2 separate regions of the Homo sapiens genome follow, and region 1 is linked to region 2. A link is an interaction called in ENCODE POLR2A ChIA-PET data of the cell type or tissue named here. Cell type or tissue: GM12878. All regions are shown on one strand. Each heading gives the region's core, and the rest is flanking DNA. Links, peaks and the distances in the headings are about the cores only. Region 1 overlaps DGKI (diacylglycerol kinase iota). Region 2 overlaps DGKI (diacylglycerol kinase iota).

Region 1 (9,991 bases), core at 1,768-6,767, 150 kb after region 2:
ACTCAGAACACCCATATATTGAACTTTTCCATGCATTTTCCAATGTGCCTCACACTATTCTAAGCTCTAGAGATACAGCAGTGAACCAATCAAAGACCTTGTGGTGCTTATATTTTAAAAGAGGAGAGACAGATAATAAAAATAAACAAATGCATAATATAACATTAGATGGTATCAAAAGGTATAAAGACAAAAAACATTGTTTTGTAATAGAGAGTGACAGAGAAGGAGAGGCAAATTTTTATATGACAATAGGGGGTGAGTAAGGAAGCTGCTAAAGAAGGAACTTTTGAGTTAAGACCTGAATGATGCAATCCAAATGTAAAAAGATCCGAAGAAGGGAGTCTCGACCTTGGCACTAATGACACTTTGGACCAGAGAGTTCTTTGTTGTGAGGGGCCATCCTGTGCATTGCAGGATGTTTATCAGCAGCCTGACCTCTAACCACTAGATGCCAGTAGCATCCCAGGAGTTATGACAAAATCTCCCTCACTGAATAGCAACACTAAAATGACAATTTAAGTGATAAACACTGTTATCATTCTCGTCTCACTTCTTGACCCAACTGATCATGTTATATTTCTCGGTTACCAACTTGCTTTTTATTTCCTAATCAGCCAAGTCATTTCCCATGGCCATACCTGTGCTTATGCTGACCTCTTGACCTTTGTAGAAGACCCTTCCCACCCCTCTTCAGCTGAACAATTCCCCATCATCCTTTCATCAATTCGATTCAAAGTGTCATCAGTTCAAAGTGTCTCATTGTCTAATTCATTTGTATTCAGTGTCTATAACACACAGTAGGTGCTTGACACATACTCGGTGCTTAATAAATATTTATTGAATGAATTAACTACTTTGCCCTCAGGATTTTACAATTATTTAGAGGCCACAAGATATATATACCTATAACTCTCAAATAATACTAAAGGTGATAAGTGACGTACATTCAATAATAACAAAGTGTTTATTTGAGTTCAGAATGAGGAAAACATACTCTTCAATGAGTACTTTTCTTATGTGTATAGAACAAGTAAAGACTGTTGCTGTCGAATTGTGACTCACCTTCCCCCAATACAGTCCTATAGTCACAGACCATGGTCATAATTTCACTAGTGATTAATAAAGCCCTTGCAGACCAGATGTGAGGATATTTGGTAGGTCACACTGACCATCACTCCTACTGGAAAATCAATCTGCAGATACCAGTGGATTATTTCAATGATAAGAGTCCTATGAATGTAGAGAATGCAAACTGTATCTGAGTGAGGCCAATGCTAAAAGGTACCTTCCCATGCCTTTCTTACCCGTTCTTACCCAGTCTTTAATATGCCACATCTGTTTTATTCCTATGCATATGTGTCCCAGGCCTTCTTAGCCACAGCAGGGGCTAACATCAGACACTATGTACTAGTACGAACTTATCAGTCATCCACAACCAGTACCAGTTGCTCCATATTTTGAATATTCTTATTGGCTTCACCATTACTTGGCTACACACTATCAATGACATTGTCTTACAGCATGAGAATCATATAGAAACCGTTTATTCCATTTGGTTACAAAGATGAGCTAACTGGGAATATTTTGAGAAGATGGCAGGCTACCAAGCTAAAAACCTTCTAAGACAAAATTGAAGGAAATACACCCAACCCGAAAGCAAACAAGCAACTCAGAGATTTAGAATTGCTCTGAAGTTGGTCCAAACTGCTCATCATGTGATTCCATTCCATAATAATCCTCTAGGTCAAAAGTTCAATAAGCATAAACTAATATTTAGGAGTCCAGAAATGTGTCATCAACCACACAAGTGCACTCCTCAGATGGCTCAAGTGGACCATTAAGCTTTGTGTATCTGTACATTCATGAACTGAGCTCCTGTCACACCATTTTGGCACATATTCCCATCTCCCACAATTTTTTTGTTTGTTTCTTGAGACGGAGTTTTGCTATTTTTGCCCAGGCTGGAGTGCATGGCGCAATCTCAGCTCACTGCAACCTCCGACTCCCAGGTTCAAGCCTCCCAAGTAGCTGGGATTCTCCTACCTCAGCCTCCCAAGTAGCTGGGATTATAGGCATGCGCCACCATGCCCGGCTAATTTTTTGTATTTTTGGTAGTGACGGGGTTTCACCATGTTGGTCAGCTGGTCTTGAACTCCAGACCTCAGGTGATCCACCTGCCTCAGCCTCCCAAAGTGCTGGGATTACAGGCGTGAGCCACCGCACCTGGCCCTCCCACCATTTTTTGCCCATATTTCCAACTCCCACCAGATTCCTATCTATCTATGGATCAAAAACTCAGGAAAAACTCAGCATAAGTGTATTACACACAAATCAATACACAGATAATTTCTATTTCCATGTATGTTGATAGTTCCTAAGACAATTAGAAATAACGTTAAACTTTAAAATAATGTTTTTCCCCTCAAATGACCTAAGCAACAGAAAAATCATTGTCAAATAAAGCTTCTACAAAAAGCCCTCCCAACTGCACAGAAGTGGAAATTTCCATTTTACAGGTGATGATCCTAAGGCTCTTCGACAGATTAAGTGCTTTAGCCATGGTCAAAAGCACGATCAAAGGCTGAAACAAGACTTGCATATTTAAACTCCAGCTTAACTGGGAACCTGGTGCTCCACTCCCTGCTTGATGCTACCTCTTAATATAGCTATTGAGTACAGCCCACATTTAAACACCTACTCACAGACGTTACACCAGATAACACTCCTCAACGAAGCTGTGTTCCCAGACCCACAGCTTTGTACCCACACAGAAAATCCAAGAACTTCAGACTACAAGGGAATTTTTTTTTTTTTTTTGAGACAGAGTCTCGCTCTGTCGCCCAGGCTGGAGTGCAGTGGCGCCATCTCGGCTCACCGCAAGCTCCACCTCCCAGGTTCATGCCATTTCCTGCCTCATCCTCCTGAGTAGCTGGGAATACAGGCGCCCGCCACCACGCCCAGCTAATTTTTTGTATTTTTAGTAGAGACGGGGTTTCACCGTGTTAGCCAGGATGGTCTTGATCTCCTGACCTTGTGATCTGCCCGTCTCAGCCTCCCAAAGTGCTGGGATTACAGGCGTGAGCCACCGCGCCCAGCCAGACTACAAGGGATCTTAAATGATCATATGGCCCAGCCTACTCATTTAGCAAATATTTGATCATGGTTCTCTGCACAGCCCAGCACAACTCCCCATCCCCAAGAAGGTGAGATCCAAACTCATTGTATGGCAAGCACTCTACATCATCTGACCTAGTCCACTGCCAGCCCCACAGCCTGCCAGTTCATCCTGCACATGCATGCTAGTGTCAACAAACAACTTGTCTTTTCTAGAATACACCATGTTTTTTCAAACCTCCATTACTATTCCTTGTCCCCCTACAGAATCAGTCTTCAACAACTAGTTCAAATGTCACTACCGCTGTAGGGCATTCTCTGACCCTCTCAGAGAGCATCGTTGCCCCTTCCTTCATCATCCCATGACACTTCTTGCATGCCTTCGACATAGTGCATTTCTCATCATGTGTAAGTCTATGTTATTCATATGTCCACCTTCTTCCACCAGAAGGTGAGTTCTGTGAGGACAGGGACTGCATTTTATTCATTTCACTCATCCTTGCATCTAGGCTAGCACTCAGTGTGCTCCTTAAAAAGTTAGAAAAAATGAGATACAGAGAAAAAAGATGAAGGATGCTAAAGTCAGAGAAATTAAGAGATTTGCTCAAGATCACCCAAATGAATCTCACAGCAGGAGGCCCCAATCAGCACACTTTGTCAGACAGACCAGGAGACAAAAAGCCACTTAACTACCTACTGACATTCCACATCCACCCACTGCCCTCCATTTTCTCTTCATCAGAACATAGTTTCTGATTCATCCCACAGAAAACTCTGCCACAGCTCTGGCAGAGACCCTTGCAGATGAAAATGGCTGTGAGAGCCCTGCACCTTGCAGAAGCAGAGAAGCGCAGCTGGTGGGAGCACTCAGGTGAACAGTTTAATGCATAAGAGGCTCTTCCATGTAAAACAGGCGGGCAAATGCTGGGGGGAGATGGATGGGCTCTCTTGTTTCAACAGTTGCTACAGTAACCCCTCTTCCACCACCAAACCCCAACCTCATAACCTTCTAGAACACCAATCCCAAGGACAGTGTCTCTGGGGGCTGTGGGTCTTCTTAGCTGTCTCTCCAATGTCTGGGAAAACCCCGTGTCTGATCATGGCCTCTCCTGCTTGCAAGTAAAGCCAGCCAGAAAAGGCAGCCAAGAAATTAGCCAGCTGGCAGCAACTCTGGAGGTGGGGCTGTGTGAGACCAGACCAGCCTCTCAGCAAGACGCAAGGGCCTCCCCCAGCCGGCATCAGGCCTTGCTAAAGGGTGAGGAGTCTCTAGTTTCGGCCCCTCACCAACCTCCTCTGAAAATGTCAGAGCAACCCTCCCCTCCTCCCCTGGGGCCCAGCCCTAGAGGGGGAGAGCAGCTCCTCCCCAGCTGCTGCCAATTTGCACCTCATTAGCAACAGCCTCTCCCCAGTGACAGTCCCTCAGAAATCCCAGACTGAGCACCTCGTTGGTGCTAAATGAAATCTGGGTGTTTGAGGAGAATGACATCTGAGCTGCTAGGAGAATGACAAGTCTCAGGGCTTCCCAGAAAACTGGGAGAACACAGGCTACAGAGAAGAGCATTGTTCCTGGAAGAAACCCACAGCTTCACGTCCGTAGTTACTGACAATCAAAGGGATATTTTGAAAGGAGTTGATGGCTGCAAGGTAAATGATGAGCTGAATGAATGCGACTTAATTGCTGCAGAATGCCACTGGAAGTCACAGGGGGTGCCTCCTCTACTTGGAATGCTTGAAAAAAAGATGTAAAATTACCAATTCACCCCTGGTCACAGACAGAGAATTGGGAAAGATGAAATACCTAAAAAAACTCTTAAAAGTCCTTTAGAAGTAAGAGGAACTAAGAACAACATTGTTTAAAAATTCTGAAGAAATACACGAATATGTTAACTTTTCTATTGTTGTAAAGCAAAACAGAATAAGCAACTTCCAGGTCACTATGGTGAGCTGGACACATACTTTTAGCCCAGCTCTCTCCAGAAACTCCCAGTAAGATGAAAGTCAAGGAAATAAAAGACATACATCAGAAAAAAAAAAAAGAAAGAAAGAAAAGAAAGAAAACAGGAGATGACAATAAAAGAGACAGATGACAACCTTTTTGGAAGCTGCGAAGTGAGCTGAATGCAGGCAGAGTAGACAAATCCAGAAATTAAATGTGTTAAGAAGGAAGCAGCAAACAAAAAGAGGTGGGGTCACCCCACAGAGTTCCAGAAAAGCTCAGAAACTAGAGGCATCAGGTAGTGCTGAAGGTGAGGGTGTGAGGAGGAGCCAAAAACAGGAAGAATCCTTTCTAGAGAGTAATTAGACCCCCATTCTGAGGACCTCTGACTACTCCCATGTGCCACACACAGCTATGAGACTGGAGATTTAGTTTCTAAAAAAGCTACACCAGAGAGAACTAGAAAATACAACCGCAGCTGGGTTTGAGTGTGAGACCCTCTACTAAAAGCAGAGAGAGCAAATGAAAGCCTATCCACTGAATAATAATAATTCAGCCTCAGGGCACAGAGCGGTGGCTGACACCTGTAATCCCAGCACTTTGGGAGGCTGAGGCGGTTGGATCACCTGAGGTCAGGAGTTCGAGACCAGCCTGGCCAACATGGCGAAACCCTGTCTCTACTAAAAATACAAAAATTAGTCAGGCGTGGTGGCACATGCCTGTAATCCCAGCTACTCAGGAGGCTGAGGCAGGAGAATCACTTGAACCCAGGAGGTGAAGGTTGCAGTGAGCCGAGATCACTCCCCTGCACTCCAGCCTGGGGGACAGAGCAAGACTCTGTCTCCAAAATAATAATAATTATTATTATTATTCAGCCTCAGAAAAAAGATAGATGTAGAACTCTTAAGGAAAGTGGAGGATTCTTCTCTGAGAAAACTAAACAGAAAATGCTAAAGTTTAGGGTTTTTTCAATAAAACAAACCAGGACCCCACGGTGAAGCATAAGTCACAGACATGCACACCGAGCTTCCATTCAGCCTTTTGGGGCCTCTCTCTTAAATATTACTGGATCATCAGACATTTGAACAGCCTCCAATGTAAAGAGAAGCTATCAGCATGAAGAGAAGAAAATTTTTGAAGAAAACAGAATTAATGTAGGGTGAATACAACATCCAAAAATTATTATTAATACCCTCAATGAATAAAAGAAGATATTAAAGCTATGTAACAAAAATAAAATAAAACAAAAAGGAACCTCAGAAAACAAGAAAGAGCTCATAGAAATAAAAAGTATGATCACAAAAAATTTAAAAATCCAGTGAAAGGATGGCAAACAAATGAGGAAATCTCCCAGAAAGAAGAATAAAAGGTAAAGGAGAACTTTAATAGAAAAAAAAAATCAGAGGAATAGTTCAGTAGATACATTGGCTATTTAATATAAATTCCAGGAAAAAAGCAACTGGTAAATTGGGGAGGAGGAAAATATTCTCCCCCAACCCAAAAAAAAAAAATACCAGACAATTTCTTGGCATTAAAAGTTTTTAGAGCGAAGAGATCTAAAAAGGTCCCAAAACCCATGAATATATGTACCTATACAAAGTACACCAGTTTTGAAATTCCTAAACAATGTATATAAAGGGAAAAATGTTAAAAATAAACCAGAAAGAAAGAAAAAGATGTAAAGTTATTGAGAATTAGAATGGAATTTTTCTCAGCTGTGACTCTGTAAGCACAGCAGCAACAGAGATATGCCTTCACATTTCTGAGGTAAAATTATTTCCCATCTAGAACTCCATAACCTGAAAAGCTCTCAGTCAAGTGTGAAGGTAAAATGTATATATATTCTCAGACATAAAAGGACTCTAAATATCTGACTCCCATGTACCCTCTGCAAAGAAGCTCCTGCGGATGTTTCACATCCTGAAAAACTTTTTCAACTTGGTCATCTAAAAATAGGAAGAGAGTTCCTGGGGAAAAAACCTCATTGAGGAGGCTGGTGTTGTTCTTCTCCTTCTTAAAATTGTTTGTTCCATCAGACAAGGCATAAGTCAGAAAAGGAGGTGTGACGCTTAGGAAATCTGGAAGTCAGAGGATCCGCCTGAGGAAAATGGCAGAAGGATGTCAAAGTATTGGAGAAGAACGGAAGCTATGTAAAAACCAGTTCAGACAGGGCAAGATGATGGAAGGAACCAGAAGGGCTGTCTACAAGAAAAACCATGAAACTGACTCATTATTTGATACAATTAAATGCAATAAAACATTTATTGTCTTGTTAAGAACTTTGTGGAAGAATCATGAGTAAGTCCATATGAGAATAAGTTTTAAAATAAGACCAATAATACAAGAAAGAAAAGGTTTTCATAGCACACTGGGTGACTCGGCTATGGATAAGATTTACAAAGTCATGATAATATAAGCATTTATTAATGATTTAAATAAAATTGTAATATGTATTGGAAGGATGGAAGAAGAAACACATAAGGGTGGGATAAAAAGAGAACTACTAAATCCTCACCTCAGAAGGGACAGTTAAAAAAAATTACCAAACAGCACTTAGTGGTTAGTAGCATGTGATGTATAAATACAAATGCAGAATCAGAAAAAACAGTTAATATATCATAACAACGCTGAAGAAATGAAAGTATGGGAGAGACTTTGAAAATGGAACTATTGGCCAGGTGCAGCGGCTCACGCCTATAATCCCAGCACTTTGGGAAGCCGAGGCGGGTGGATAACCTGAGGTCAGGAGTTCGAGACCAGCCTGAGCAACATGGAGAAACCCCGTCTCTACTAAAAATACAAAATTAGCTGGGCATGGTGGCACATGTCTGTAATCCCAACTACTCGGGAGGCTGAGGCAGGAGAATCACTTGAACCTTGGAAATAGAGATTGCAGTGAGCCAAGATTGTGCCACTGCACTCCAGCCTGGGGGACAGAGTGAGACTCCATCTCAAAAAAAAAAAAAAGAAAAAGAAAAGAAAATGGAATTATTGGGTTTTATTTAAAGCCCTGTCATTCTTTTTCACTTTTAAGTTCAGGGGTGCATGTGCAGGTTTGTTACACAAGCGGTTGGTTGTACAGATTATTTTCTCACCCAGGTATTAAGCCTAGTGCCCACTATTTTTCCTGATCCTCTCCCTCCTCCCCGCCTCCACCCTCCAAAAGGCCCCAGTGTGTGTTACTTCCCTCTGTATGTCCATGTGTTTTCATCATTTAGCTCCCAGTTATAAGTGAGAGCATGCAGTATTTGGTTTTCTGTTCCTGTGTTAGTTTGCTAAGGATAATGGCCTCCAGCTTCATCCATATGCCTGCAAAGAACACGATCTCATCCCTTTTTATGGCTGCATAGTACTCCATGGTGTATATGCACCACATGTTCTTTATCCAGTCTATCATTTATGGGGATTTAGGTTGATTCCATGTCTTTGCTATTGTGAACAGTGCTTCAGTGAACATATGTATGCATGTGTCTTCATAATAGAATGATTTATATTTCTCTGAGTATATGCCCAGTAATGGGATTGCTGGATTGCATGGTATTTCTTTGAGGAATTGCCACACTGTCTTCCACAATAAAGCTCTGTAGTTCTAACTATGAGCTATGCCTTAAGTCTTGCTTATATATTACTTTGGTTAAATAAATATTATATTTAACAACGAAACCCAAAAGCTGGCCAACCCTCACATAACTGCATTTGCACGTCTCCAAAACAATCTGTACCATTTATAAACCTAGGCTCCAGAGCTGGTGTTAAGAAATTTCATTACCCTAAGAAGTTTGTAATGTCTTCACGTTATCCCATGGCAGACGGCATACATGTGATGAAGCATGGTGGTGGTGACAGCAATATCTTGCATGGCTGTAGGGCTATAAAATTTACAATGTGCACACATTATTCCATTCAGCACCAACAGCCATGATGGGAAATAGGTATCATTAGCCTCATTTTTCAGATGAGGACATTGGGGCTCAGAGAATGAGACCTATCTGAGGATTAGCAAGTGACATGAAAAACGCCCATTTACACAGGCATGCACCCCCCAACACACAGACACACACACACTCTCACACACACACATTCACACGCACTCACACACATACACACACTCACACACACACATACACACACACATACACATACACTCACACACATACACACACACACACTCAGTGGTAGGCAGTAGTATTTTCTAACATGGATGGACGGTGACACAGTAACAGACTTGTTTTCTGAATTTGTTTATGTCTTTGTCAATCTAGGGCAGTGAAAAGTAAACCTTTTTGAATGAAGGCTATCAAGAAAGAAAATTGTGGGACACACTTTTTTTCATTTAAAATAAAACTGCCTCTATTAAGTAACAAGAAAAAAATATGAAGTTTTACATCTTTGAATTTAGTATTGTTGACTAGAATTATGAACTTGCTTAGTAGTCTCCACATTATTAACAATTGGATTTAGTTGAAAAATCAAGTTTTTAACTTCTTAATCATGAAATCAGTTTGTAGGTTGCATCTCCAAGTCAGGCAGGTCATGTGGGCCTGTGGGTCCAAGACTGTTCATCACTCTGGGTGGCCTTAAACCAAGACTCTATTTTTTCCTGCCTGTTAATAATACTTTGATCTCAAAGTTGCTCTCTTTTCTATGTTTCTCTATTTTCCATTATATGAGAAGAAAGGTGATTTCTCCAAAATGCAGAGCGTGAGCCAGCTCTCAGGCATTGCAATGCATGTACATAATGCAGAGAATAAGCCGGCCATCGTCCTAATCCTTCTGGAACAGGCCTGAAAGCCAGCAGTCAGAATTGGTCACACTGACTTTCCTCCACAATGTTGCACTCCATTTACTGAAGATTATGTCTGAAAAGAGTGTGTGGTTTGCAGCTAAAGGCAAATCTTTCTTAGCTGCAAAATTATCTGTATTTCTATTAACTGGTCC
Region 2 (9,991 bases), core at 2,866-7,865:
AAGAACCAAATTGCTAGGATTGCGTTAATTCAAAGCTAACGTTCATGACTGGTTACAAAGAATGATACATCCATCGTGTTTTGAGCACTGGATTAAGTTTGGTAAAAACTACAGTCAGAACAGTACAGGATTCTTTTTAAGGGAGGAAAAAGGTACATGTCTGTATCTCAACAGTTTACCCTTAAACTAAAATTTGTACCAAATCACACTCTTAAATGGTTAAATGTGACTTATGTTAGTGGATTTAATACTTCTTTTTAATGAGAAGAAAGTGATAGGCACAAAGTTTCTCTGATAGGCTTCAACAGAAATCTACAGCAAGCCTGTGGTCCCTGATACTCAGGAGGCTGAGGCAGTAGGATCACTTAAGCCCAGGAGTTTGAGGCTGCAGTGAGCCAGGATCACATCGCCACATTCCAACCTGGGTGACATGGCAGAATTCTGTCTCTAAAACAAACACACAAACAAACAAAAAAACAGAAAGCTACGACGTGAATCTTAGGAGAAGTCTACACCTTGGAATTCATTTGGGTGACTATCGCGTACTGCCACCATCTTTTGGAAATCTTCTTACAATTCAGGCACAGTTATTGAGATATAAAACAAATATTGCAGCCAGTCTTTATAACAAGCATGGCGAAGGGCCTGATAAGTTTGAATGGGTTTGCACAAGTCTAATCAAATGATACTAACAAACTGATGCCCTCAGAGTTGCCAGGCGGAGAGTCATGGGGAATGATACTCACTGTGCCCCTCCATCTAGATTACTGGGCAGCTCAGGTATTCCTTCTGCCTCTTCCCTCATGCTCATGATACATTAAAAAGGGTTCCAGCCTAATGAACTTGAAGAAATCCTTAAAAATCCATAATTCTGTTTCCCACCCTGGCTCTCATTTTACCCAAGGACACTTCATATTTCATCATTCTTATTATTGAAGTTCTCTGTACTTTGTTGCCCTTGTTTCTTGTTTCTGCTTCTTTAAAATTTGCCTGCTTCTCTTTTCTCTTATTTCTTTTTCCCCATTTGTTTTTCTATGCTTCTCAGCTTAGAAGTCAGTATACAACCACAGCCGGTCACTAGTTTCAACTCATCAGATGCAATCTTCCTGATTTTGGCTCTTTACAGGTGGTTTTGTGGCTGTTCCTTGTCATATTTTTACACGCTCTTCAAGGTTATTATTTGTGCCAGCAGGTCAAAGTTGCCAGGTGTCTTATAGTAGAGTAATTGAAGGATTGATATGCACGCAAATATGGATATAAATATAATTACAGGTACACAGACACTAATAAGTAGAAATTCATACCATTAGAGCCCTACACACATACACACCCATGTGCATTCACAAATTTCAAGCAGACAGACTTGAGTGAAGATGGGCTAGACATATTACAGAAGTCATAACAAAACAAGTTAATAGAAAATGGTGTTTCTATGTCTTGGTGGCTTTCTCTAGTTCTGAGGTAGCATATCACGGGTACAGCAGAGATTTGAGCCTTAGTATAAACTAGGAAATCCCAAACACTTTGCCTTTTTCAGTCCTTGCTGGTGTGACAGTACCATAAACACCATCTTACTTGTATTATGAATCCTGACATGTTTCCATTATCAGTTTACTTTGTGGAAATAGAATTATTTTCTTAAAGTTCACAGCTTAATATTTCTAACCAAAAATTTAGAGATATTTGCTTTGATATGGAATACTGTATTTCTAGTTAAGAAGCGATATCAAGCTGTGGTAAGTTAGTTATCCTTTCACTGCCATTTTTCACATTCCAAGCTATTTGGTGACATAATTAAGGCAGTCTTCCAGCCAATCTAGTCCAGGAAGACCCACAGACATCTCAGTCATTGTTTACTCAACACTGTACCTCCAGTTGGTAATGTTTTCACTGACACATACACACCCGCCCATTTCATTTTTTAATGAGGACATCATACCCACAGAGATTTGCCAGGAGGCTAGCTGTGTAATATACACATTACCCACACTGTAAACAGAGCTCACTTCTGCCATGCCAAGTAGGTACGACTTACCCAGCTAAGGGAACTGAGACCCTATGAGACTGTGCAACTTGCCCAAGAAAGACTAGCTAAGAGTGGAAGTCTTTCTAACCCAAAGCCATCTCTATGTGTTACAGCTTACTGTTTTCCTCTTTTCTTTGCTAGTGGTAACCTGGGGGACCAAGACTGATGAGGATAGATAAGAAATATGATATTTAACGTGATTGCTTCATATGATCTGTTCTCATGAGATCCCTAGGGGAACTGACTAATGACAACCACACATGACCCCCTGTGCCAAGATGGCAAAAAGCAGTCTCTGTTCTCCACGAGAATGAAATAAAATGCACTGCAAAAGGCATGGCACTGGCTAAACAGGGCATAAAACCTTACACAAGTCAGCTACCTGCATGTGTTAAATCTCCCTCTAAAGAGTCTTAAAAAGGAGGCAGGAATTCAGACGTCCTGGATTATAAATATAACAATACTTAAATGGCAGGGTTGATCTGGTGACAGGTGTCTGTGTGTGTATGTGTCTCTCTCTCAACAAGCACCTCATTGAACTCATTCATTCATTCAATGTTAAGTAACACAGGGTAACTATTCAGTTCAATCACTTATCCTCAGTGTGGGGAATACAGGAGAGGACAACAAGGGCAGAGTTCCTGAGCTAAATGGAGCTTATGCTGTAGTGTTGGAGACAGATAAATAAGCGAGCAATTTTTAAAAGTATGATAGCTAGTAAGTGGTGTGTGCTGTAAAAGGTTGACAGAATGGTGAAGGAGCAAGAGGGGAGGGAGAGCCTGACTGTCAGCTAGGCTAGTTGTTTCACCTCACAAGCTCAGTCCTTAACTTTCCTCGAGGAAACAGAGGTAGTAGGTGATGCTAAGACTCTCCAAACCTAGTACTCTGAGTTGTCTCTTTTGGCTCTGTTTCTTGGAACCACTTTCATTCAAGGAGGAATGATTATAGTGGTCAATATTTATTGAGTGCCTGTGATTTGCCAGCCTGCTGTTATATATGCATTAACTCTTTTAATTTTCACAACAACCACAAGAAGCAGTATAATCCCATTTTCCAGATGTAAAACTTAGGCTTAACGAGGTTAAAACAAGGACCAGTGTCACACAACTCAAAGCCTGGAAATCAGGATTCAAAACCAGGTCATCTGATTCCAAAGCTCACACGCTTCATCAACACATTACCTGCACCCCCTTAAATGAAGGCATCAATGCAGGATTTTCCATTTCCTCGTGTTTTTAAAGCATCACCTTCTGAATATGTATCCACCTCATCAATGTGGCAGGGAACAACAACAACAAGCTCCTAACAAACAGAGACAATACCAACTTTGGGGGCCAGTAGTGGTTTTGGAGTAACCGATAATGCAAATAATGCTTCCATCAAGATTGAGTGCCTCTAAGCAACAGGAATACTGGTTAAACCCCAGTACTGTGGGTCCCTGCCCCTGGAAAACATTGCAAGAAGAGAAACCATTTCTGTACACCTGGGCATTGCCTAGGTAACATGTAAGCCTTATGCTAAATCAGATGCAAATTATTTTTATTACTAGGTAACAGGACCATACAATATCCAATAACAACAGAACTGCTTCACAGAAACACACACCCTTACACAAACACGCAAATGCAGCCTCAATCTAAAATTGTCATGACAGAAAAGATGACAATTATTCTCAGAGGTTCAAACTCTAAGAATAAAATAAGACACATGCATTTTGGCTTAATGAAAGTTTAGTATAAAGGCAAAAGAACTGCACAAAGATAGAAAAAAGTCATAAAGCTCTAGAGAGTGAGTAAGCCTCTGTGACTCTTTTTTTCCTTTATCTTTAGGTAGAAGTGAACAACCCAACCCAATGTGACTACTTCAAAATGTTGTTGTTATGGATCAGAGACGAGTATGAGTCCTAGGAAAACTGCAAAGCATTGTGTGAGCATTTCTCAAATACTTTTCCACTGACTCCTAAGATCCTACAAAATGGCAATGGGTGTTCTGTGGGGAAATTATGGGTTCCACAATCCTCCCATCCACTCAAAAAAAAAGTAGGAAATCCTGCATACCTTATATGCTTCGTTGAGCTTCACAGGACCTATTTGCATATTAAAGTCATTCAGTGTTTTCAAAATTTATGGTCATGAGCTCCTTTTAATGTATAATGCCGTATATTGTTTTCTTTTGAGTTTAGTGTTCTCCAGAACACAATTTTGGGTCAAAAGAAAATGGGCTGTGCAAATAGACAATGGTACTATTGATCCAGGGTCACCTAGAAGTGACAGAATCCTAAAGATCCCTTGGCTTCATAGCCTACATATACTATCACTATCCCCATTACATGAAGTGAGCAGTATCAGCACTAGATTCTCCTTTAATATACAGACAGCACTTGGTACCAAATTATAACGATCCCCATGACAGTTGTCATAGTAACAATGGCTAACATGTCCTGAGGGTCTACCATGTGCCAGACACTAAGTGTGCACGTGAACGATCTCATGGAAATGCTGAGCTATCAGGCCAGACACCTAAAGGGTGACATTACTTCTGCCACTGAGAGCACCCCACTCTCTCCCTCTCTCATATCCACTGACTAGGAACTCAGTAGCAGACAGTGTGTCTGTGAAAATTCTTTTCTTATTTTTGTTGATGGCCACACTTTCCATGAGTCATCTTGATTCATTAGATCCTCAATATCCTAATGGTGAAAAAGGCCCCTGGCAGAGAATGGCTGGCACCCAAACAACTCAGAGAGCGGGCTTTGCCTCCTGGGCTTTATTGCCACACACGTGGTTCCCTCTGACAGCCTGCACCCAGCTCAGCCAAACTGCCATCTGGGGTGCAGATCATGAGTCTGCTGTGCCAGACAACTGGCATTTGAGGCTGACAGAGCAGGAGCAACATGCAGGCAGATCTTGGTGCATTCTAAGTCCAATGCTGGTGCTCCATGTTACACACCAGCTAGACCTGAATACGCAGATGGCCAGAAAGTCCCCAGTAATGCATGTCGGGCTCTGATTGCCTCATCTTCTCACCCACACACACAGATGCATGGGAACCAGCATTTTCACAAGCTGCTGCCTGGTGCTCATTCTTCCTGAGATGAAACAGACAAGGTGTAACTGGGCTCAAAATCATTTTCATTTTTAAACAGCAGAAAGCTGAAAGTTTCCTTCAAATAGGGCAGAAAGCTATGACCCTTGTACTCTTCTTGAAAGTTTCTTCCAAGAATCTAAGGACATGACCAGCATTCCTGTGAGCAAATATTGTGATACCCCGTTACAGACAATGATGAGGCTTCTGATTCACCAATAAGAAGACACAGCTTGTGAGATGAGATCACAGAATGGGTTACTTTGATTTGTCCCACTCAGTTGTCCGCAGTCATGACTTGGTAAGAATATGGATGCTACACACAGCAGCAAAATGACAGGTGAAGCCATAAGAGTCTTAGTGTTGGAATCATCCCAAATATAAGGCCTTGTTAAGCCAAAGTCCAACCAAATCTGCTAATTAGCTTGTTCAGCTCCATGACATTGAACCATAGTAGGTACAGAAGAGGAGGAAAATGAATACAAACATTTGTTAACTGATTTTATCCCTCTACTGATTCTGAGAGGTAGATTTAATCACCACTATTTTACAGAGGAAACTGAGGCTCAGAAAGGCAGAGCAGAACTTGCATTTTTATCTAGATCTTTTTGTCTCTGGATCTGTGAAGCTCTTGCCCTCCAATCCTCCAACTCTCATATCACATGGCCTCTCTAACTCAATTCATTCACTTTCTCAGTAAAACTGTATTTGGCAAATTGCAAGCAACATTAGAAGAAAACTTAGAATTAAGGCAGGGTGTCACAGGTAGGGTTAAGCCATTTTCACCAAACATTATCTACGAGGAAAAGACTAAAGCAAAATACAAGAACAAAACAATAACAAAAGCAAAGCAGTACCTATTAGCTGGTCCACAAAAAGAGGGTGGCATGCTCACATTTAAAAATAGAGAAGATATATCTGGTAACAGCATCCTGAAGTCTGACAGTTCCATTTTTCCTCTTACACAACATACACGCTCACTCACCTCACCATCTACCTACTCTGTTCCCTGCAGCTCCCAGCTTCTGACACCAACCTGCCTGTCTGCTCACTTACACCTCAACCACATACCACTCAACCTAAACACTCAAGCCTGCTGTAGACGCACCTGTGTGCATACGTGTCAGTGAGCCTATGTAACTGCGGTATCTGCATGGCTAGATAAGGTAACTCGACTTATAGAATGGCTACTATATTAGGTTCCTAGCACTGCCCTAAGAAAGCAAAGAAGCCATAAAGCTCTGGATAGTGAGTAAGCCTCTCTGACTCTTCTTTATCTTTAGGTAGAAGTGAACAGCCCGATATGACCACCCCAAAAGGTTGTTGTTATGGATCAGAGATGATGAGTATGAGTCCTAGGAAAACTGCAAACATTGTGTGAGCATTTCTCAAACACTTTTCCACTGAATACTAAGATCCCACTCAATGGCAATGGGTGTTCTGTGGGGAACCCAAACTGGGTAGCTTAAAACAACAGAAATGTATTCTCTCACACTCCTAGAGGCTAGAAGTCTGAAATCAAGGTTTCAACAAGGTTGAACACCCTTTTGAAGGCTTGGAGGGAGAATGAATTTCATGCCTGTCTCTTAGCTTCTGAGGAGAGCCACGATCCTCGGAGGGCCTTGGCTTGCAGCTGCCTCACTCTAATTCCTGCCCCCATCACCACATGGCCTTCTTCTCTGTGTGTGTGTCTCTGTGTGTCTTTTTTTTTTTTTTTTTTTTTTTTTTTTTTTGAGAGGGAGTTTCGCTCTTTTTGCCCAGGCTGGAGTGCAATGGCACGATCTCGGCTTACCGCAACCTCCGCCTCCTGGGTTCAAGCGATTCTCCTGCCTCAGCCTCCTGTAATGCCGCCGGGATTGCAGGCATGCATCACTACCCCGGCTAATTTTCTATTTTTAGTAGAGATGGGGTTTCTCCATGTTAGTCAGGCTGGTCTTGAACTCCCGACCTCAGGTGATCCACCTGCCTCGGCCTCCCAAAGTGCTGGGATTACAGGCATGAGCCACCGCGCCCAGCGTGTGTCTTCTCTTATAACGGCACATGTCATGCTGGATTAGGGCCCACTCTACTCCAGATGAACTCATCCTAATTAATTACATCTGCAACAACCCTATGTCCAAATCAAGTTACATTCTGAGGTACTGAAGTCCTGAGGCGTCAGGACTTCGACATATCTTTTGGAGTACACTATTTAGCCCATCACAGCCACTACACACCAGGTGTGAGAACCAGGCCACGGTTTTTGGTCCTGACACTCTGTTTCTGAAGTGGATCACTGTCTCTCTACCCTGACAGTGAAGAGAATCATCTGTAGATCTGGTTGTTTGTTTTTGACATCAGGCTGAGTCCCACTCCCTAGAGATCCTGATGTGGTACATCCAGAATGGGAACCAACACTTCAAAGGTAAGATTAAAAGGTAAAATGGCATAATTGACTATAATGCTCATCCAGAAATAAGAATCGCTGTGGTCTATCTCAGTAGCAATACTTTAAATCAGGAAACTGAGGCAAAAAAAGGCAAAGTGATATGTCCCAACTTTACTCAGTACATAAATGGAACAGCAGGTTTTCAAACCCAGGTCAGTCCACACAAAGTCTATTTCCTTCTGACCACCCATGCTACCCATCTGTGCCTATTCAGGTCTGTGTGACCACGGTGGGTGTATAATTTGCATATCAATGTAGGCAAGTTTCTTTCAAGTCTGAGTAGGTGCACGATGGTATGGACTCCAGGGATTACTACTGGAGGGGTGAGCTCCTTTAGGTACAAATATTTGGCTAAACATGTTTGTATAGCCTAGCCCCAGAGCATGAGAACAGTTTCTATCTGGCTGTGCCCGCTAAACGGTGAGGCACTGGGTACTCAACCCAGCTCACAAACACTGACAGAATAAATGAATGAATAAATGAATAAATGTACATAAAAATAAATGTCACCAAACGACAGTGATTCTGGCTGGAATTTTATTTCAGGTTTCCAGTGCCCATAATCAGGTTGGGAAACAGTGATCTTTCTACTTCAATTTCATTACTTTTGCATCCTTTTATATTTTATCTAGACCAGAAAAAGAAACAGTTGCTAATTTGGGAACTGTTGCCAATTTGGGAACAAATTTAATTCCATTACGTATCTGCTCACAGGTATTCTACAGTATTAAATGTTGCCACCAGAGAGCTGTAGAACAGGAAAAGGTCACGTGGTTTAGTTTTAGCCCTGAAGCTTGGGAACAAACTCTCCTACAGCTGTTCTAGGGTTTTGGAAGTCATTGCCTGGCTTTCAGTACCCTCCAATATCAGTCCCCAAATATCAATCCACATGGCAGCAGGAGGTCCCGGCTTTGCAGGACAGTTTTAGTTTTACATAGATGCCCTAATGTCCCATAAGCTAGGGTGATGCAGTTCTGGTTTATCCCTAATGTTACGGCATCATTATTAACAGCAGCCACTTTCACCCTCAAAAGTGTCTTGGTTTAGACAATGTATTCTATAGTCATGCTTCCTAAGCCCACCAGTATTTACAATATGCACTCCAAGTTTTGTTTCAAAAAACCTAACTCCATTCTTACTTCCATTTTTCTCTGACACATGCTCATGCACGGCTCATGATTGCCACCTCGTTTGTACAGAGCTTGCCCCACCTCTGAGTCTGCTCATGTTCCTCTTCCCTGCCCGAAATGTTCTCCTTCTTCAAAATCACTTATGTAAATCTTACCCATCTTTCAAAACTGAGCTCGAACCCCATTTCCATGAAGCTGCCTCTGTCTGCTTCAACCCACACTGACTTCTTCCTTCTCTTAACTTCTACTTGTGACATTTGCTTTGCTAAAATAGGGAAGGAGTGAAAGGCACATCGTAGATGATGGATTCACTCCTCCCCTGAGCACTCTGCCTGTACTTTGTTTAGGAGCCTGCAGGTAGTACCTGGTTATGGTAATTTAGTCCCAGCCCCAACAGGTAGGCTTTCTTCAAAGGTGGTTCATTAAAAGAAATTAGAATATAAATACATGATCTGCTTATGCATACTTTTTTCCCAAAAAAGACTGTTGTTCTAAGAAAACTGCAAACAGAGCATTTAAACTAAAGACTCGCCTGGAGATCTCTGTGACCTCTTGCCCAAAGCAGCTGAGAGTCCCCAACTACAGCATCCTTGAAACATGGCCACCCACGTTATCCACAAACACACATCCCACCAGTCAATCTCTCCAGGCACCTTGTTCGCTTGCTGGGAAGCTCAGGCTGACAAAGTTCTTTCTTATCATACGGTATTTCTCAAAGTTAGGTTTGCGACCCATCTGCATCAGAATTATTTGAGGTGCTCGTTAAAATCACAGACTCCCAGCCAGGTGTGGTAGCTCATGCCTGTAATCCCAGCAATTTGGGAGGCCGAGGCGGGTGGATCCCCTGAGGTCAGGAGTTTGAGACCAGCCTGGTCAACCTGGTGAAACCCCGTCTCTACTAAAAATACAAAAATCAGCTGGGTGTGGTGACTTGCACCTGTAACCCCAGCTACTCAGGAGGCTGAGGCAGGAGAATTTCTTGAACCCGGGAGGCGGAGGTTGCAGTGAGCCGAGATCACACCACTGCACTCCAGCCTGGGCAGCCGAGCAAGACTACATCCAAAAAAAAAAAAAAAAAAAAAAAATCGGAGACTCTCAAGTCCAACTCCAAGCATACTGAATCAGCATTTGGAGCAAAGAGGGAAACAGGAGTGTGCATTGTTAGGTTTCCCAGGTAATGTTTGTTTATTGTTATAAAGTTAGAGTCAGTGGATTCTACCTCTATGACTTTTCCATTTCTAACAACAGATAGCAAGTCACTTCTCTTTTCTTCAAATTAACTCTTCAAATACTGGAAGACATCTCTCTGCCTTCGCTCCTAAT

What was found. ChIA-PET counts read pairs that join two places held together with the same protein. Peaks named below come from ENCODE experiments on the same cell type or tissue, not always from the same donor. Only the 100,000 strongest peaks of a DNase experiment are listed, where the experiment ranks them.
Region 1: POLR2A ChIA-PET joins it to region 2 with 7 read pairs; 2 of 35 experiments call an interaction of 5 or more read pairs at or near these places.

The regions. Positions count from the first base shown.
Region 1 is chr7:137,816,510-137,826,500 of GRCh38, forward strand. The region is part of intron 1 of DGKI (diacylglycerol kinase iota); the gene reads right to left. Among named protein-coding and RNA genes, the nearest start is that of DGKI, 25 kb to the right of the region's middle. RefSeq lists enhancers at 3,467-4,247, 4,273-4,322. In GM12878, for the core only: no CTCF peak of the experiment used is centred there; a DNase peak (open chromatin) is centred at 4,279.
Region 2 is chr7:137,665,955-137,675,945 of GRCh38, forward strand. All of the region lies in intron 3 of DGKI (diacylglycerol kinase iota), which reads right to left. Among named protein-coding and RNA genes, the nearest start is that of DGKI, 180 kb to the right of the region's middle. RefSeq lists enhancers at 4,933-4,982, 5,003-5,052, 5,113-5,162. In GM12878, for the core only: no CTCF peak of the experiment used is centred there; a DNase peak (open chromatin) is centred at 5,067.